3 separate regions of the Mus musculus genome follow, and all the other regions are linked to region 3. Evidence: chromatin loops called from intact Hi-C (ENCODE). Cell type or tissue: heart. All regions are shown on one strand. Each heading gives the region's core, and the rest is flanking DNA. Links, peaks and the distances in the headings are about the cores only.

Region 1 (5,734 bases), core at 232-5,231, 560 kb after region 3:
CCTTTGCTCATTTTGTGTACAGTATCTCAGTAGCTTAAAAGAGGACTCCAGTTATGTGGCAGAAGAGAGTGAAGGAAGTCACAGTTGATGGAGAGAGAGAGGATTACTTGGGCATAAAGAGAGTTCCACGGGTTAAAGGAAGCAATAGCAAGTGACTTCAAGGGCAAAATGATTTAAATGTGGCAGGAACAACAGTTTTATGAGAATACAGCAATGCCACTGGGGCAGAGGAAGGGTGGGCATATTTTTTCAGACTTTATTTCCTTCCTATCAGCTCCCTATTTACACAGTTAGAGATCCCAGCCAGCCAGTCAGATGCTCCACTCCTAAGCCCCTGTCATTCTCTCCAGTGATTTCCAGGCTGATGTTAGGGGAAAGGCAAAGTTGAAATGGTGATTATGGTTGACAGATGCTTGACACTTCAGGTGGAGTACTGTGATTCTACCTCTCATTGACTGAAGGGAATCAAAGGATTTCCCATTGTCCTAGAGACTAGAGACAGACTAGAAATAAGGGGTTAAGAGTTCATTTTTATTTGCAATACAGCTACTCACAAGTCCTGCATGAAAAAGCAATCCAGTTCTTTTTTTTTTTTTTTTTTGACCCTTGTAATTCCTCCTTTCAGTGTAATTGGTACAGCCTTTTCTTGACATTCATTAATTCATATTTATTCCTGGTAATAAGGGATTAAAGGTCTCCAACCACAGTTAATTAAAGTCATATAAATATCCAGGTAAGATGCATGTAGCCAAAATTAACCCTGGAGATCACCATCAATAGCGAGTAGTTAACTCCTTTCTAGTTTTGACTTTTAATTATAGCAACCTAAGAATATTCTCAGTTATCATCTTTAGATGTGAGCTTAATTCTGAAAATGACTCTGACTTTTGACTTGGGAAGCGCCAGACTCATGAATGTGAAAATATTGCGGTTGACTCCAAGCTGGAAACATGCTTCCCCATCTCTCCTATCTAACTCTTCCTTCCACCTTGTTGATGAGCTTCACCTCCGCTCTCGGATGTATTTCCTTCATCTCCTCTGGTCTCACTGTGTTTACTTTCCCAACAGCTGTTCTTTCGACTTCTTCCTGTCATCCATTCTCTAAACGTGTCTAACTCAGGAGGATTGGATTGCAGGGAGCTCCTGTCAGTGCTGAAGGACTGGCTGACTTCCAGGATGGTCTCGTTGGTAAACTTGTCGGACCATTACATGCTGATTATGGGTTATTGATGATGCCCGTGAAACTGCTTAGGAGACCAGATGTAGCATCTCTGAACTGCCAAAGCCTGGCAGCTGGTTAGGATCCCGCACACCCCCTGAGCTCCTTTGCACCATGTGACCACTTAAGTGAGACCTGCTTGATCTTCAGCAGGAGGACACACAGTCCTTGGCTGAGTTTCTTATCAGGCTCCAGGTACTTTGTTGCACCTACATAAAAATTACGGTAAGTCTGTGTATTCATTAGTGCTTTTTATCTTGCTATAATATAAAAATGTGCATTTTAAATTTTCTTTTTTTTTTGAGGATGCATTTGTTACATTTATGTGTGTGTATATGTGTGTATGCACATATGGTGGTCAGAGGTTAATGTTGGGTATCTTCCTGTAAGGGTCTCCACCTTATTTTTTTATGCCAGGGTCTCTCACTGGATCCAGGGTTCATGGATTTTACTAGACTGGCTAGATAGTGAGCTCATGCGTCCTTTTGCCTCTGCCTCCCAGACCTGGATTGCAGATGCACACCATTGTTCCCACCATTTTATGTGGGTGCTGCGGATCTGAACCCAGGTACCCTGTAGGTATAGCAAGCACTTTACCAACTGATCTGTCTCCAGGCCGATAAAGATATTACTTTATAAGTAAATTATTAAAGTTTAATGTCATCTTAGTAAAAGGTTACGGTTTTAAATCCTTGAGTGTTGGTGCTTGATGGTGGGGTTTTATGAATTAAGCATGGTGTTATGTTTAGTAGATTTGATTTAGTCCCAAAATGCCACACAAATTATAATCACAAATCTTCTCATTTTAGTGAGATATTCTTTGAAATTTTAATCTATTTTTTATTTTGACTTCCATCTTATAGTAATGTTTGAGGCAGTTATCATTTGTACCTAAAGCTGGGCACTGGCACAATCTTGCCTAGGCCAGTCAAGGGCTGGGATCACAATTATGAGCTCCCACACCCACATCTGACTTAATTCTAAGAGTGTTGTAATTCCAAAGTCCTTGGGTATACAAACGCTGTGTATGTGGTTCTATTATCAAAATACTTACCATGAGCTATTTGTAGTGTTCAGTGCTTTACCAGTAGAATTCAGCACTAAGTTTACATCTGAAATTGATGATTCTGACTATTTAAGGATTAATACATGAGCAGAGAAATACTTACTTTTCAACCTCTACTTAGCATGCGTGCTTGTCCTGTATTGTATCAGCTAGGACAACCAGTAAGACTCCAAGACTTCAGGAATGCAGTGCCTCTGAACCACAAATCTAGGTGGTGTTTGCAGTAAATCATCTCCTGACCACTAGATGGGGCTGTGAAACCTTTTGCTTCATTAACAGTTCTTGTAAACATTTGCTTTCCTTGAAGAGAAAAAAAAAATCATCCACATTTCTAAGGAGACTATTTTTCCCTTCTATTTTAAGCCCATCTTCTATTGATGGGTGAAAATGCCCCATATTCTCTGTATAATGACAAAACACCATTACAGTAATGATGTGAAAATGTGATCATTATATTGTGTCCTAGGAAGGAAATAGATATGTTGCCAAGGTCACCTTACACTTAATTCAGACTCACCACTAATGACAATTGTCCATCAGGGCGACATGCTCACATATTTTGCTTCCTTTCTTTTCCCCTTCATTGGTCCAAGACTCACTTATTAACTTCATCTGTTTGGACTGTAGCACATAGCTTATGTCTAGGACTTAGGAGGCTATGGCAGTGTGATTTTATTTGGAGCGAGTCTATAAACCACTAATAGCATGGCAAGTACAAATAATAATTTTTCTTCTCATTTTCTAGTTCCCATGAAGACTCTGACAGTATGCTAGTCCCTGTGACTCTGGAAGAATTCCACCTGAACAGTGATTGTATGTGCAGGGCTGAGAAGGATTGCACTATTATGATACTAAGTGCTCACCTTTACCTTTCTTTTAGAGGAAAAGTTATTTCAGTCTAATTTAGTAGCAATTATTTCACTATTTTAGCTTTAGCCTTAAATTTAATAAGCGAAAAAAAATCAATTTTCCCAAATATTTTATTTTACTCACCTGCAGAGAGCTATTTCTACTATCTACTCTAATATTAGCCATTCAATAAGTAATTATTAGATGTATTAAAGATTCATGAATTATTGAGAATGCAATATAACCTCATTTGTTTCATATGATTGCCCAGGATCTACTGTATTAAAATATCACAAAACCTCAAAATAATTACATTTAAAATTTCATGTACCCTATTCTTTGAAAATGTATTTCAGAAGCTGTCATTGTAATTTAAACTTTTAAATTGTGTGGGGTTCAGCTCACAATGTGTAATTGAATAAAAATGTTCTTATGTATAAAATAATAAATGAAAAAAAATTAAAGATTATGCCCTTCCTACATGGACAAAGATAAAATAAGAGAGTCATCGTGGATTGGAGTCATTTTAAATAATTAAAAAAAACATTTTCAGACAACATTGCAAAATAAAGAGAAGAATTTTAGTTAATGTTGGGAACCATTGGTGAAGAAAGGATAGTTGGAAGAATTTATATTTTAAACTAGACGCTTTGGTAAAGCAAGACTTCTAGCTTTTATAATGAGACAGTACTGGCAAACCACAGATAATGAATCGCTCATTAATCTTTGTTGGCATTCAAGCCAACAATACAAATACAGTAGCTAGAATGGGTCAGTTTGACTTTGTGGAGTAAACATCACCTCCATTTCCCTCCAGTCAGTAAAGACTTTCAAAGAAACAGGATAATACCTAGGCTAACAGAGAGGAAACACATTCAGTATGCATGCTTCATTTGTAGAATGAAATTAGCACATTTCCTTGATTTTTTTTTTTTTGGCAACAAGAAAAATTCACAACAGAAAAGTCAGAAAATGCAAAAATTACAACTGAGTAAGTGATAATTACTCAAAATCTCATCACTCAGCAAAAACAGCTAAGAGGTGGGATATATGTGACTTTATATTTTAGAACTGTAAATACTAACTATAACTTGATTTTTCACTTTCTCCTGACATCTTGTTCTGTATGGAACAAAGAACTACAACAGTCATATTTTACAGTATTGAATGAATGAGTTTATTAACTATAGAGCAAGCCGAAGTATAAGAGTAAAAGAAAAATATCTATAGGTAGATGATAGCAAAATGTCATCAAAGTAGGAGCTTAAAACATTATTCAGAAATTGTCTTGGGAAGCCCCATTAAGGATGTCAGCTAGAGCTACCAACAAGGGAATCCAGGACAAAGCACAATGTTCCCACGGATGAAATTTCCAAGTCAGTAAACAGATAGAAACAATAAGGTCACACCATCAAATCAGGGTTCCAAAACCAGCAGGAATGAATAGGAAACGTGATGCCATCAGCTGAAGTTCTTGACCGTGTTCTCTCCCCTTAAATGCGTTTCTTCCCCATAGTGAGGCTTCTGGCTTCTCTTTCCCACTGTTAGCACTTTTATATAATGGGACAAGAGTTGCAAATGGTTTCCCATTCAGCTGTTTTCTGGGGCAAGATGCTGATCACTTCAATTTCCTTAGCTGCTTACTGTTTTCCCCTCTACAGAACCAGGGGATCAAATGTGGCAGAGCAAGGTTATTTGGGGGGACACTTGACATAAGCATGCCAATTTAAGGCACATTACATATACATACATAGAAGTTTTTAAGATCTCACTAATTCACTTCCTCAAATACAATTTTAATAATTAAGTAGAACTCTATTGGACAGATATACAGGAACATAATTTGGGTTTGGGGTGATTTCTTCATTTTGATCCATTGTAATAAATGTTATAATGTTTTTGTTGATGCTGTTGAACTTAATATATTGCATCAATTTTCTCAGAATAATTAGTATTATACATTGTCTTCTGGTGCCTGCTTGGTTTTTGTGGCTCCACATATTGTTCTGCGTCTCTGCAGGGGGTGTCAGGATGCTGATCATCTGCTAGCCCAGAAAAAGAAGAGCAGTGGCTGGAACTGGGAGTCAACAGCCCATGCTTCTCTTTGGAGTGTCAGCACTAACATGCCAGACTGGAAGGGAGTCAGCAGGGTCTGGGACAAATGTTGTGGTTCCTGGTCTCCTCTCTGGTTGCCCAGGTGGTGACGGTGGACTGCTTGAGGAGGAAATGAGGAAGGAGTGTCTATAGTGTTCCCCTCAGGGCATTTGCACACCAGGCAGGAAGGGGAAAGCAGAGCTTGAGATGAACAGAGTCTCATCTGATTGGGGGGCGATTGCCAAGTACCAGAGGGAATAAAGAAGAGAAAAGCCTTCTTTGGGAGTCTTAGGCATGGCTCTTCCTCCTGTCAATCTTGAATGAAGCAGCTCTCTGAAATGATCCTTGCTTGTTCATATTGCTTTATTGGAGTCGATATGGACGCATATATTTTATTAGGGATGAACCAGGGATTTTATACCTTGGGGGAAGGTGTGAGAATATCCAGGAAGGGAAGATAATTGGCTGAAGTCTCAAGGCTATCTAGATAGCCTATTCCATGGAGA
Region 2 (5,734 bases), core at 411-5,410, 110 kb after region 3:
AAAAATGTAAATGTGGAGACATGTCTCTGGCTGGGTTCCCATTCTGATTGGGTGGTCTCTCCGTGCATGCTAACTGCCAACTGGGCTCTCACTGAATGCATTCCCTCTCAGCCTGCACTGCTGTTCCAGGTGGTATTTTAAAATTTCCTGTTTTCCATTATGATTGCATATCGCTTTAAGTCCTGCTGGATTGGAGATAACTTTATATTTGAAAAAAAAAACCCAGTTGGTTTTAGTGATAACTTTTTAGTCATCCTTTGATCACATGATGTTCCCCATCCTCCCAGATGGCCTTCCATCCTGGAACTGCATGGTTAACAAAGTTGTCCCCATCCCATTTACACTCACCGATGCTGCCAACTCCTCCGTTTCTCATGGCTCATTTTCTCTGTGACCTATCCTTGGGGATATGTACTGGCTGGTTTTATGTGTCAACTTGACACAGACTGGGGTTATCACAGAGAAAGGAGCTTCAGGTGAGGAAATGCCTCCATGAGATCCAGCTGTAAGGCATTTTCTCAGTTAGTGATCAAGGGGAAAAGGCCCTTGTGGGTGGGACCATCTTGGGGCTGGTAGTCTTGGTTCTATAAGAGAGCAGGCTGAGCAAGCCAGGGGAGGCAAGCCAGTAAAGAACATCCCTTCATGGCTTCTGCATCAGCTTCTGATTCCTGCCCTGCTTGAGTTCCGGTCCTGACTTCTTTGGTGATGAACAGCAGTGTGGAAGTGTAAGCTGAATAAACCCTTTCCTCCCCAACTTGCTTCTTGGTCATGATATTTGTGCAGGAATAGAAACCCTGACTAAGACAGGATGAAAGCGACACTATTTTTTTTTTCCTGTTTAGATTGATTCTTTTGACTAACTAACAACCAAAGAGCATTGACTTGTTTGTTTGAGAGATTGTGGGAACATGAAGTTGGGTGGGCTGGGAGAAGGCAGGAGAGATCTGTGAGGGGAGAGACTGTGCTCAAAACAATTCTGTGAAATTCTCAAATAAATAAAACACAAAAACTCCTTATAAAATCAAATAAAAAGAAAACAGAAAACCCAATGTTACACTTTTTAATTTGGATACCTCCCTTTACAAAGAACCATATGTTGAAGGCTGGTTCCTGAGTGACACAGCTGGAAGGTCCTAGAACTGTTAAGGCTCTTAGGAGGAGATCTTCAAGTCGGAGGCCATTAACAGGGTGGTGAGACCCTGTCTCTTCCTTTTCCTTTCTTGATTCCCAGCCAAGTGGTGAGTGGCTCAGTTTTGTGCACATTTCTGCCATGTTATGCTGCCCCAGCACCATGACAAGAGGCCTAAAAGCAGCATCCCTGACCAGGCAGGGATTGGAATTGCCAGAGCTGTGCATAGAAGTGGTTGCTGTGTAGAACTTGGTGACCTTATACCTTTATTTTAAAATTTTAACTATTTATTTTGTATTTTAATTATGTATATATGTACTGTGGGTGGGTATGTGTACACAAGTGCAGGTGCCCATAGAGGCAGGAGGCACCGGATCCCCCAGGAACTGGAGTTAAAGGCATCTGCAAGCCACTTGGAGGCTAGAGGCTAAATTCCAATCCTTTGCAAGAGCAGTAAGGGATCTTAAATACAGCAAAATCAGTCCTTACATGTTTGTTATGGTGATTCAAGGCTGATGCCTGACATTAAATTGAAAAAAAAGTTTATCTTATGAAAATTAAATATCTACATATGAAATATACACTTATAATTAAATATTATATATACACATATATGTATATGTATATGTATATATATATATATATCACATCATTTCTCCTTTTGTTTCTGTCTCTTATAACCCTCCTCATATTTGACCATCCAACTTTATGTTCTTCTCTTCTGCATTTTTTCCCCCAGTAACCCACTGAGTACTGTCCATACGAACATTTGTATAGGGTCATCTACTGGAGCATGGGCCACCTACAAGGGGCCTAACTGCTAATAGCTCCTCAGCTAGGGGTAGAGACTCATGGGCCACTATCACCATGCTGGAATGTCGACTGGCTTGATCTTGCACAGATCTTACCAGTCAACCCCAGCTCTAGTGAGTTTGTTGGTGCAATGTGTTTATACTGCCTGTCATGTTGAGAGACACTATTTCTCAGAAGTTGCCTCTAGTTTCTGGCTCTTATAATCTTTTGGCTTCCCTTATGTGGTGCTTCCTGGGCCACGAGGGGAGGATGTGAAATAGATGTCCTACTTAGAGCTGAGCACTCTGCAGTCACTTATTCTTGGTAATTGTGTCTCGCTGCATTAACCTCTGACCACTGCAAGAACAAACTTCTTGAGGGCCGAGAACTTACTAATCTATAGTGGAAAGAAAAGTACTTAGGAGGCACTTTGATAATTTAGCAAAATAATAGTAGTAGGTTCTTCTCTAAGACCTATGACCCCCCTAGCCACCAGTTTCTGGCCGAGTTTACAGTGCTAAGCTTGAGTCCCCTCTTGTAGAGGAGGCCTTCCAATCAGAAATCTGTTAACTACTCTTAGGACTTTCATGTCACTATTGTACCGGTGGGCATATTTTCCCAAATTGATCAGCATTGTAGTTCACAGCGTTTACAGCTGAATAAAATGACTGGACTGGTGATTTTTTTCTGCCTTAACAGCCTGCATAGCACCTTGCAGTATTAGGAGAGCTAGTCAACGGGGAGTGTGTGTTCAGGTCACTACCAGCATAATTTCTCCCAATGATGTGACAATGTGTGTGGTGTCTTCATCGGTAGGGTCTTACCATCAAGTTCTAGTGGACCACCAAGAACACTGGCCTATATCATTTAAACATTATTAAGTGGTCCAGGTTTCTAAGAATCTCCTTTTAATATGCTCTGCCTTGGTGTTAGACCATATTTTACACAAATTCTTCTATCAGAATTACACCCTAGGGAATGTACAGCAGGCTACTGAGCAGGCCTAGACCAATTCCCTATAGAAAGTAGGCAGAGATCACTAGTCCCTAATGGCTAGTTTCTGGAGAGTTATCCAACAATACTTCTTTCTGTGGGAATAAAAAGCAAGAATGAGAGAAGAGCAGGAAAGATATTTATAATTCTACAGAAAGGAGAGTTTCCATGAGCAAATGCTAGCTGGTTTAGCCTGGAGGTTTGCAGGAGGTTCCAAGACTGGAGCAGCAAAGATGGAGACCAGCCTCATGGCTTACAGTGGCTGGTCACATTGTCGTGGTAGACAGAAAGCAGTAAACTCAGGGAGAAGAGGCAGGCATGATTCTCAAAGGCCTGTTCTTACCCTCCTCTGCCAACTATGCATTCCACACCGAGCATTTCACAGCTCTTCCAAATAGAGTTTGGGACCAAGTGAACCTGGTGTGTGTGTGATTTTATAATTCAAACCTCAATAGACAGTGCACTTTCTATTTTGTTTAAAAAATAATTTTGACAATCTCTATTCCAGTGCAATTAGAATGACAAAGAAACTAATTAAGTAAGAATCATAGGAATTGTGCACATATTATTTTAGGCATTTATTTTGCCCTACCAAATCCCTTCTTTTAATTAAAAAAGGGTATTTTCTGTTTAATTGGTAAATCCCTTGGCTCAAAATTCAGAAGTACAAGGCTATCACTGACAGATTTCTTTTCCTTACCTTTTTTCCTTGGGCTAAACAACTTTCAAAGTAAGAAGCCAATGTTTTCAGTATCTTGAGCTTGCTTTGTTTATTCTGGGGTGTCTTCGTCAGTTTGGGTTGTAACAAAGTCTCAGAGATGAGTTCACTTTTCAACAGCAGAAATTTATTTCTCCAAGCTCTTACGATCGGAAACCCATGGGTTGTGGTGAGGCCTTCTGATTTCAGAGTTCTAGAATTTTGACAAAGCGATACAATAAGCCAGCTCGTTGCTTCCCTTTTAAAGAAATCCCATTTATGAGGAATTTAATTATGTCTTGCCAGAAGTCAGGGCCATCTGGAAAGAGGGGACTTCAATTGAGTAAATGCCTCCTTAATATTATCCTCTAGGAAAAATATGTGGGATATTTTCTTGATTAATGGTAGATGTGGGACGGTCCAGGAAACTGTGAGTGGTTCTGTCCGTCTATAAGCAGGTGATACTGGATTGTATAAAACAGTAGTCTGGATAAGCCACGATAGCAAGCCAGTGAGCATAGTTACTCTGTGACATTGCTTCAGTTACTGCTTCCAGGTTGCTGGTTGAGCATCTGCCCTGGCTTCTCTCAATGATGGACTTTAACTTGGAGGCCAAGTAAATATTTTTCTAAGTTTGCATTTGGTTATCATGTTTACCACAGGAGAAATCAAACTAGAACACCTCTTGAAGGCTTCATATTCAAATACCGTCAGAGTGAAAATTAGATTTTTGGGCATGTAAATTTTAGAGAGCAGAATGAGGAACTACAGACATCAGACCACTACTTTGAATATATTTACAATCAAATCCTCTTACTTCTACAAACATTTGCATACAATTACTGCACTGATAGTACACATTGAAGATGAACTAATTTTAAAATCTAAAAAGTTTTTTCAGTCTTTAAAAAATGACTATATAGGATTCTCATATATTTCTTGATACATCCATCAAATCCAGCTCTGTGAACATTTTGGGTGTTTGCTTACTTTAAAAAATATTGTGATGCATAATCTCCAAGATAGCCAAATGTGTAGGACAGAGCCCTACAAGTGGAATTTCTCCACTCTTTAAGAATATTTATGAATTTCCTGCATAGAAAGTCTTGTCCTGAAGTGTTCTTGAAGTATATTAGCAAACCTCAGAGCTGCACTGCTCTGCTAACAAATTCTGCTATTTGCTACTTTGGTACTTCTGTTATGAGTGAATTTGAGCATCATTTCATTCACTTAATGTCTATCTTTATATGTAGACCATGTGCTCGTACTTTGCTATTTTCTGAATGTGTTACTAGACTTTCAAAACTTATTCTTAGAAGCTCTTTATATATTGTGGAATCTGTCAACCTGCTTGGCCTGAGATGCCAGAGGATGAGGAAAGTGCACCTCCTGGTGTCTCCAAGTGCGTATTTCTAGATATAAATGCTAGAGGCAGCAGCAAGGGAAAGCTTGTCGTGAAAATGGTCTTGATAGGCCAGCTGCCATGTGTGAGCTCCCTTCTTCTTGAATCACCAGTGAATCTATTGCTGTTTCTATGGCCTGTGGACATCACTTGCCATCTTCAACTCCTTTTAACATGGTCCTACTCTAGAGATAACCTAGAATGCTTCTAAGGCTATGTGTTTAGTTACATTTATCCATGCATTTTCATTTTAATTTGTTTTGCAACAGAATCTCACTCTATAATTTAAGTGTCCCTTGAATTTGCTCTGTAGGTCACACTGACATCCAAGTTGGGTTCTTCCTGCTGCAGCCTCTTATGCTCATATTATAGGTATGCATTACAATGCCTGGCAAACCTTTATTCATGTTCTGTGTTTAACTTTTGAGCATCCTTTTTCCCCCCCCTGGGCCTTCTTTGCACATATTAAACATGTGCTTTATCACCGAGTTTTACTCAACTCAGTTTTCTAACTTTTTTTTTTTAAATAAGAGAAAGTCTTTTCTCTTTTGGATTCATGACAAATTCTAAAGATATTTTCTAGCATTTTACTAGTTTATCTCTCCCTTAAAAAACATACAGCTAAGCCTATAATTATACCAAAGGTAGCCAATGTATAATAACAACAATTAAGGTCTATTTGGATGGGGCATGATTAAAAGAGATGTTCATGTTTAGTGCC
Region 3 (5,734 bases), core at 350-5,349:
TTGATGAGATCTTTCACTTCTATATTGACACTCAGCCCTCTATCTGTGAAGTGAAGCTCCAGTCCTGTTGAGAAATCTACCATTCTATTCCCCAAATTTATTTATTTTATGTATATGAGCACACTATAGCTGTCTTCAAACATGTCAGAAGAGGGCATTGGATCTCATTACAGATGGTTGTGAGTCCCCATGTGGTTGCTGGGAATTGAACACAGGAACTCTGGAAGAGCAGTCAGTGCTCTTAACCACTGAGCCATCTCCCCAGCCCCAGGATATGGAATTCATAGGCCTTAAGGATGCTGTGGACACGGTCACCCAGCCATGACATCATCTGTGGGAGGTACTCAGAGTTGTGTGCTCCTCTCAGAATCTGAAAGTGCGAGATGTGTGTGGGTTATCTAGGACCCTGCAGTTTGTTTCCACTGGCATCGCACAAGAAGAAGGAACAGTCAGGCTCTTGTTAACCATGCAATGGCTTTCCATCGAAAACAAAATCTTTATGGTCCACACTATGCAGAGCATGACTAACATTAAGATTAGGAAATATCTGTCCTTTGATCAGAAGAGAGAAAAAGCCAAAGATTTAAAAATAGCAGTGAAGCTTAGCAGATATCGAGACCCAGTCAAGTATGTAGCTGAGATGTGGGTTATTAAGCAAACTTTACTGATTCCCCCAAGGAAGGAATTGGGAAACAGAGCAACTGAGCCAAGGATTAAAAAAATATTTTTAGTAAGACAAATTCTACAATATTTAGGCAATTTACGCCTTGTGAACTTGGAGAAACTTTAAAATTTCAAGTTGGATAGAAAAGGAACGTAGCCAAAGGGCCACCCCACTTCACTGAAAGAATGAAAAAAATCTTCTGATGTGCTGCTTCAATCAGTGCTTGGTATCTTTAGGATTCTTAAAAACATGTTTCCATTTCCATTCTCCCTTTATTCTTCAGGTAGAGCCAGAGATGTACTTCAAGAGTGACCTTAGCTTCTGTTAGTAGCTTTGAGCTCTTTGCAAAGAAAACATTGCTGAAAGGGGCCAAAAAGTAAGAAGTCATTATGGATTTGCAAATATTGTATCCAAGGTCTAAGAGTCACTGTAACATTGGAAACTAGGAGAAAGAAAAATATTAAAAGAAAAAGAATTCATGTATACTCAGGCTTTAAGAGAAAATACACAGATAAGGAGAAAGAATGCAATGCAATTAGTTTATCGCAAGGGTCGAGGTATTACAAGAACTATGTCCAGTTGAAAGACTTTGCAAGGGGAAGATGCATCTCAGAATGTAAAAAAGGACAGTTGTGATATGACTTTAAATGGATAAGGCTGAGAGTTTACTGTTATCCAACAGCCCAATTTTCAAAACCCAGGCAAGGTCTTCACTATTAAGCAATTCACGGAGACCCCTTTCAAAAGCCCAGGATATTGTATTCAGTTTGAGGCATTTCACTGCTAGGAAGATGAAGGCAAACAGAGATGGGAATTCAGAGTTGAAAAATACACATACTCAAAAAAATATTTCAGGGTCTAGGGAGGATTGGCTTTTCAAGGGAAAGTATGAATAAATAGAATAAATAATAGCTTGGTTCACAACATCTAAAGAGAGGGAGATAATTCAATAAATGCCTTAAATTTAACTGTAAAATTACAAAGTAGCCGGTGCTGTCTCATTCTGCCTCATTTAAATTTTACCAACTTTTCAGTGATCAGGGTGCTTCCTCAGTTCATATAAAGGTACAGGCATTATCTATTGGTATTTTCTGTATACGAAACATTTTGAAAGCATATATACAGCGCAGTCCTTTTCTTTCCTTCCTCTGTATTCTTTCTATGTTATCACTGTGGATTTTTTTCTCTATACTGGCAATTGAACCCAAGGCTTTGCACATGCTTTCAGATATCTCTGTCAGTGAGCCATATCCCAGCCCTCATTTCAGAGATATTTGAAACTGTACCTTCCACAGTGTCTCCTAAAGACTTCCACTGCTTGGCTGAACCCAAGGCTGCCAATCCTGCATTGCTAAAGCCAACGGCTGTAAAATCCTCAGAGATACCCATCGTGGTCTTTCCCAAGTCTCACTTTTGCTTGTTGTGAGCTACTGAGGGGAGCAGTGGTGGAGGAGAGACTGTAGTTTTGTCTATACAATTGGGATCATGGATGCGACATGGGTGGAACTCAGCAAAGAAAACAGAATAAATTATTTAATACACAGGGACAGGTAAGAGGCTCAAAATATATAGATTTAATATTGTTGCAGCTTAGAAGAGACAGTTTCCTCCCATTTCTGAGTTATTACCCGGCTACTAGCTTCCTTACATAATTTCAAGCCTTTCTCAGAGCACATCTACTGGAAAAAAAAAAAAGAGTTATTCAATGGATAAATGCTGGTTCTTTTACAGAGGGATCAGTGCAAAGACAGGATGCTGATTCCTGAGACGGTGGGATGTTTCTAACTTTATTTAAAAGGCTTTCTGGCTGTGTGAGCCATAGATTGCTTTGTGCCATGGTTGGGTAGCTATGTATGTTCCATCAATGAGAGCATTCAGCCGAGGAGTTAAGCAAATGTTGTTTTCTGCTGCCAGCTGGCTTTCAAAACGTGCAAAGCCCATGTTTATTGCCAGCTAGTATTTTTCAAGAAAATATAAAAATTATCATCGTCTCTATAAGTATGAACCCACTGAATCAACGCTTGTGAGCATAGACTGGAGCAAAACGATGTTTTCCTTGGCTCTGGGTTTAATCATTTTACAGAGAGAATGTTTTTCTTTTAAATATGGGTTTAAATGCAATAAAACATGAACGCAAAAGGGGTTTTAGTGTAAGCCATCTCAATCAAGTAAAGGTGTTCCTGCGAACAACAGCAACCGCTTGATAACCGGAATTAATTGTTGACCAAGACAGAATTAGACGTACAGTAACATCTCCGCCTGACCAGCAGGGGTCACTCGCCACCAGGAAACAAAGAGGAGGCGTAACATTTTTCTCAGGCAGGAAACAGAGCGGAAGTACACACAGAACTCTACTTAAACTCAGACCCTAGAAAAACCACGCTTCACTTCCCACAGTTCGTGGTCTTTGCTGGGTGAAAGGAGGAAACCCCAGCCTGCACCCGGGTCCTGCTTCCTTTAGGACATGAATAATGGAGTCACAGAGGCTGCATAGAGGCTGAGAGATGATGCTGAGAGAGTGAGCCACAGACCGCCTCTGTTTCTTTTCTTTTTTTGAAGTTGGGTGCTATTGATCTAAATCTGGAGTCCCGTAAAACAGCTTACAGACTTTTTTTTCTTCTTCTTATGCTCAAGTACAGAAGATTAAACATGATTTTTGACTTCTTAGTTTTCAAAGACTGTTGCAAAATACCTTCTAAAACACACAGAAAAGGTTCATTTGGTGGCTTTTCGACTAATCTCTTCCATTCTTTTTACAGCTAACCGAAGCTCCCTTTTCAGTGTCTGTAGTAAAAACCAAGCACCTCTGTCAGCTGTCTTGGGATTCCCGAATCACTGTGTTAAGGGGGCCATGAGAGCAGACATTGCTGCTAAAGCTAGAAGCCAGCATTAGGGAGGATACTGTCATGCCCTGCCCATTCCTCATCAAACATGCACACCCAATGTCCCTAAAGGCCTCAATCATGCAGACATACATCTTTTTAAGGATCACCAAAGGAAATGTCACACAGAACAAAAGAGCCTGGGTTCCTGAACACCAATTTGTAATCCCTGCTCGTTGTCTACCTTTCAGGCCAGACGAGAACAAAACAGAATCCCACGTTCTCAAACCTTATCATGCTGGAGATGTTTTCCTGGCGTCTCCATCATCTAGCCATCCATGTGCTATCTTCAGACTTTGCTGCGATGGGAACCGGACTCCTCTTTCTCCCTTCCTCAGCCTTCGCTGGAAAGGTTTTGCCTTATGGTTTCTGGAGAAAAAGGCTACAAGTCTGTTTGTGAGTATGCACCATGTCTTTCTGTCAAGGAGACATAGTTCTCTGCATGGTGGTCTCTGCACTGATGCTTTGAAAGAATCTGATGTGAAATTATAATAGTCTTTTCAAATTCTTCAGGTCTTTTATTTGTTTACAACGCTCAAAGATCACAGAGGACATTGCTACTGCAGCAACTACTACTACTATTACTACTACTACTTAAAGCTATGGTATCATTTTCTTTTCTTTTTTTTTTTTTTTTGGGTGCAGCGAACTTTATTGATGGTATTCAAGAGAGTAGGGAGGGCTCCCTAGGCCCCTCCTGTTATTATGGGGGTCTGGGATGGAAATTGTGAGGGAGATGCTCAGTGTTGGGGGCCGAGTTGGGATAGGGACTCCTCAGCAACCGAGGGCCTCTCTCTTGCTCAGTGTCCTTGCTGGGGTGGGTGGTCCAGGGTTTCTTACTCCTTGGAGGCCATGTAGGCCATGAGGTCTACCACCCTGTTGCTGTAGCCGTATTCATTGTCATACCAGGAAATGAGCTTGACAAAGTTGTCATTGAGAGCAATGCCAGCCCCGGCATCGAAGGTGGAAGAGTGGGAGTTGCTGTTGAAGTCGCAGGAGACAACCTGGTCCTCAGTGTAGCCCAAGATGCCCTTCAGTGGGCCCTCAGATGCCTGCTTCACCACCTTCTTGGTGTCATCATACTTGGCAGGTTTCTCCAGGCAGCACGTCAGATCCACGACAGACACATTGGGGGTAGGAACATGGAAGGCCATGCCAGTGAGCTTCCCGTTCAGCTCTGGGATGACCTTGCCCACAGCCTTGGCAGCACCAGTGGATGCAGGGATGATGTTCTGGGCAGCCCCATGACCATCACGCCACAGCTTTCCAGAGGGGCCATCCACAGTCTTCTGGGTGGCAGTGATGGCATGGACCGTGGTCATGAGCCCTTCCACAATGCCAAAGTTGTCATGGATGACCTTGGCCAGGGGGGCTAAGCAGTTGGTGGTGCAGGATGCATTGCTGACAATCTTGAGTGAGTTGTCATATTTCTCGTGGTTCACACCCATCACAAACATGGGGGCATCGGCAGAAGGGGCGGAGATGATGACCCTTTTGGCTCCACCCTTCAAGTGGGCCCGGGCCTTCTCCATGGTGGTGAAGACACCAGTAGACTCCACGACATACTCAGCACCGGCCTCACCCCATTTGATGTTAGTGGGGTCTCGCTCCTGGAAGATGGTGATGGGCTTCCCGTTGATGACAAGCTTCCCATTCTTGGCCTTGACTGTGCCGTTGAATTTGTCGTGGGTGGAGTCATACTGGAACATGTAGACCATGTAGTTGAGGTCAATGAAGGGGTCGTTGATGGCAACAACCTCCACTTTGCCACTGCAGATGGCAGCCCTGGTGACCAGGCGCCCAATACGGCCAAATCCGTTCACACCGACCTTCACCATTTTGTCTATGGGACGAGGCTGGTACTGCACAAGAAGATGCGGCTGTCTCTGGAACAAGGAGGAGCAGAGAGCCTATGGTATCATTTTCAATCCTTCCTCCATGCTCTGCCTGTGGTGCCCAGGCAGAGGGTGGTGACTAGCTTGAGCTCGTTCATCCTTATTCCTAAATTCCTAGGTTTTAGTTGACATCTATATTTTCAGAAATTCTTAATTCATGGGTATTTTCCTTCACTTCTAAGAAGTGATATTCTCCATTGAGTCCTTATAATCAGACAAAACCTATGCAACTGTATGGTGAGAAAAAAATAAAACAAAACAACAACCCTAGTGAGAGTATGCATCAGAAGGCA

Evidence for each region. A loop is a pair of places that touch in the nucleus more often than their neighbours do. Peaks named below come from ENCODE experiments on the same cell type or tissue, not always from the same donor. Only the 100,000 strongest peaks of a DNase experiment are listed, where the experiment ranks them.
Region 1: it touches region 3 in a loop (9-fold over the local background); 8 of 42 quality-filtered maps call a loop at or near these places.
Region 2: it touches region 3 in a loop (3-fold over the local background); 2 of 42 quality-filtered maps call a loop at or near these places.

Annotation. Positions count from the first base shown.
Region 1 is chr3:78,355,344-78,361,077 of GRCm38, reverse strand. No RefSeq gene overlaps it. Among named protein-coding and RNA genes, the nearest start is that of Gm36288, 53 kb to the left of the region's middle. In heart, for the core only: a CTCF peak has its summit at 2,530 (motif pointing right); no DNase peak of the experiment used is centred there.
Region 2 is chr3:78,805,231-78,810,964 of GRCm38, reverse strand. No RefSeq gene overlaps it. Among named protein-coding and RNA genes, the nearest start is that of Gm36341, 16 kb to the right of the region's middle. In heart, for the core only: no CTCF peak of the experiment used is centred there; no DNase peak of the experiment used is centred there.
Region 3 is chr3:78,916,908-78,922,641 of GRCm38, reverse strand. It overlaps Gm38542 (a long non-coding RNA gene), which reads left to right. Exons shown (of 4, transcript XR_867360.2): 3 at 3,738-3,942; 4 at 4,060-4,183. It also overlaps the pseudogene Gm10291. Among named protein-coding and RNA genes, the nearest start is that of Gm38542, 17 kb to the left of the region's middle. In heart, for the core only: a CTCF peak has its summit at 2,936 (motif pointing right); a DNase peak (open chromatin) is centred at 3,081; H3K4me3 peaks cover 356 bases; H3K27ac peaks cover 264 bases.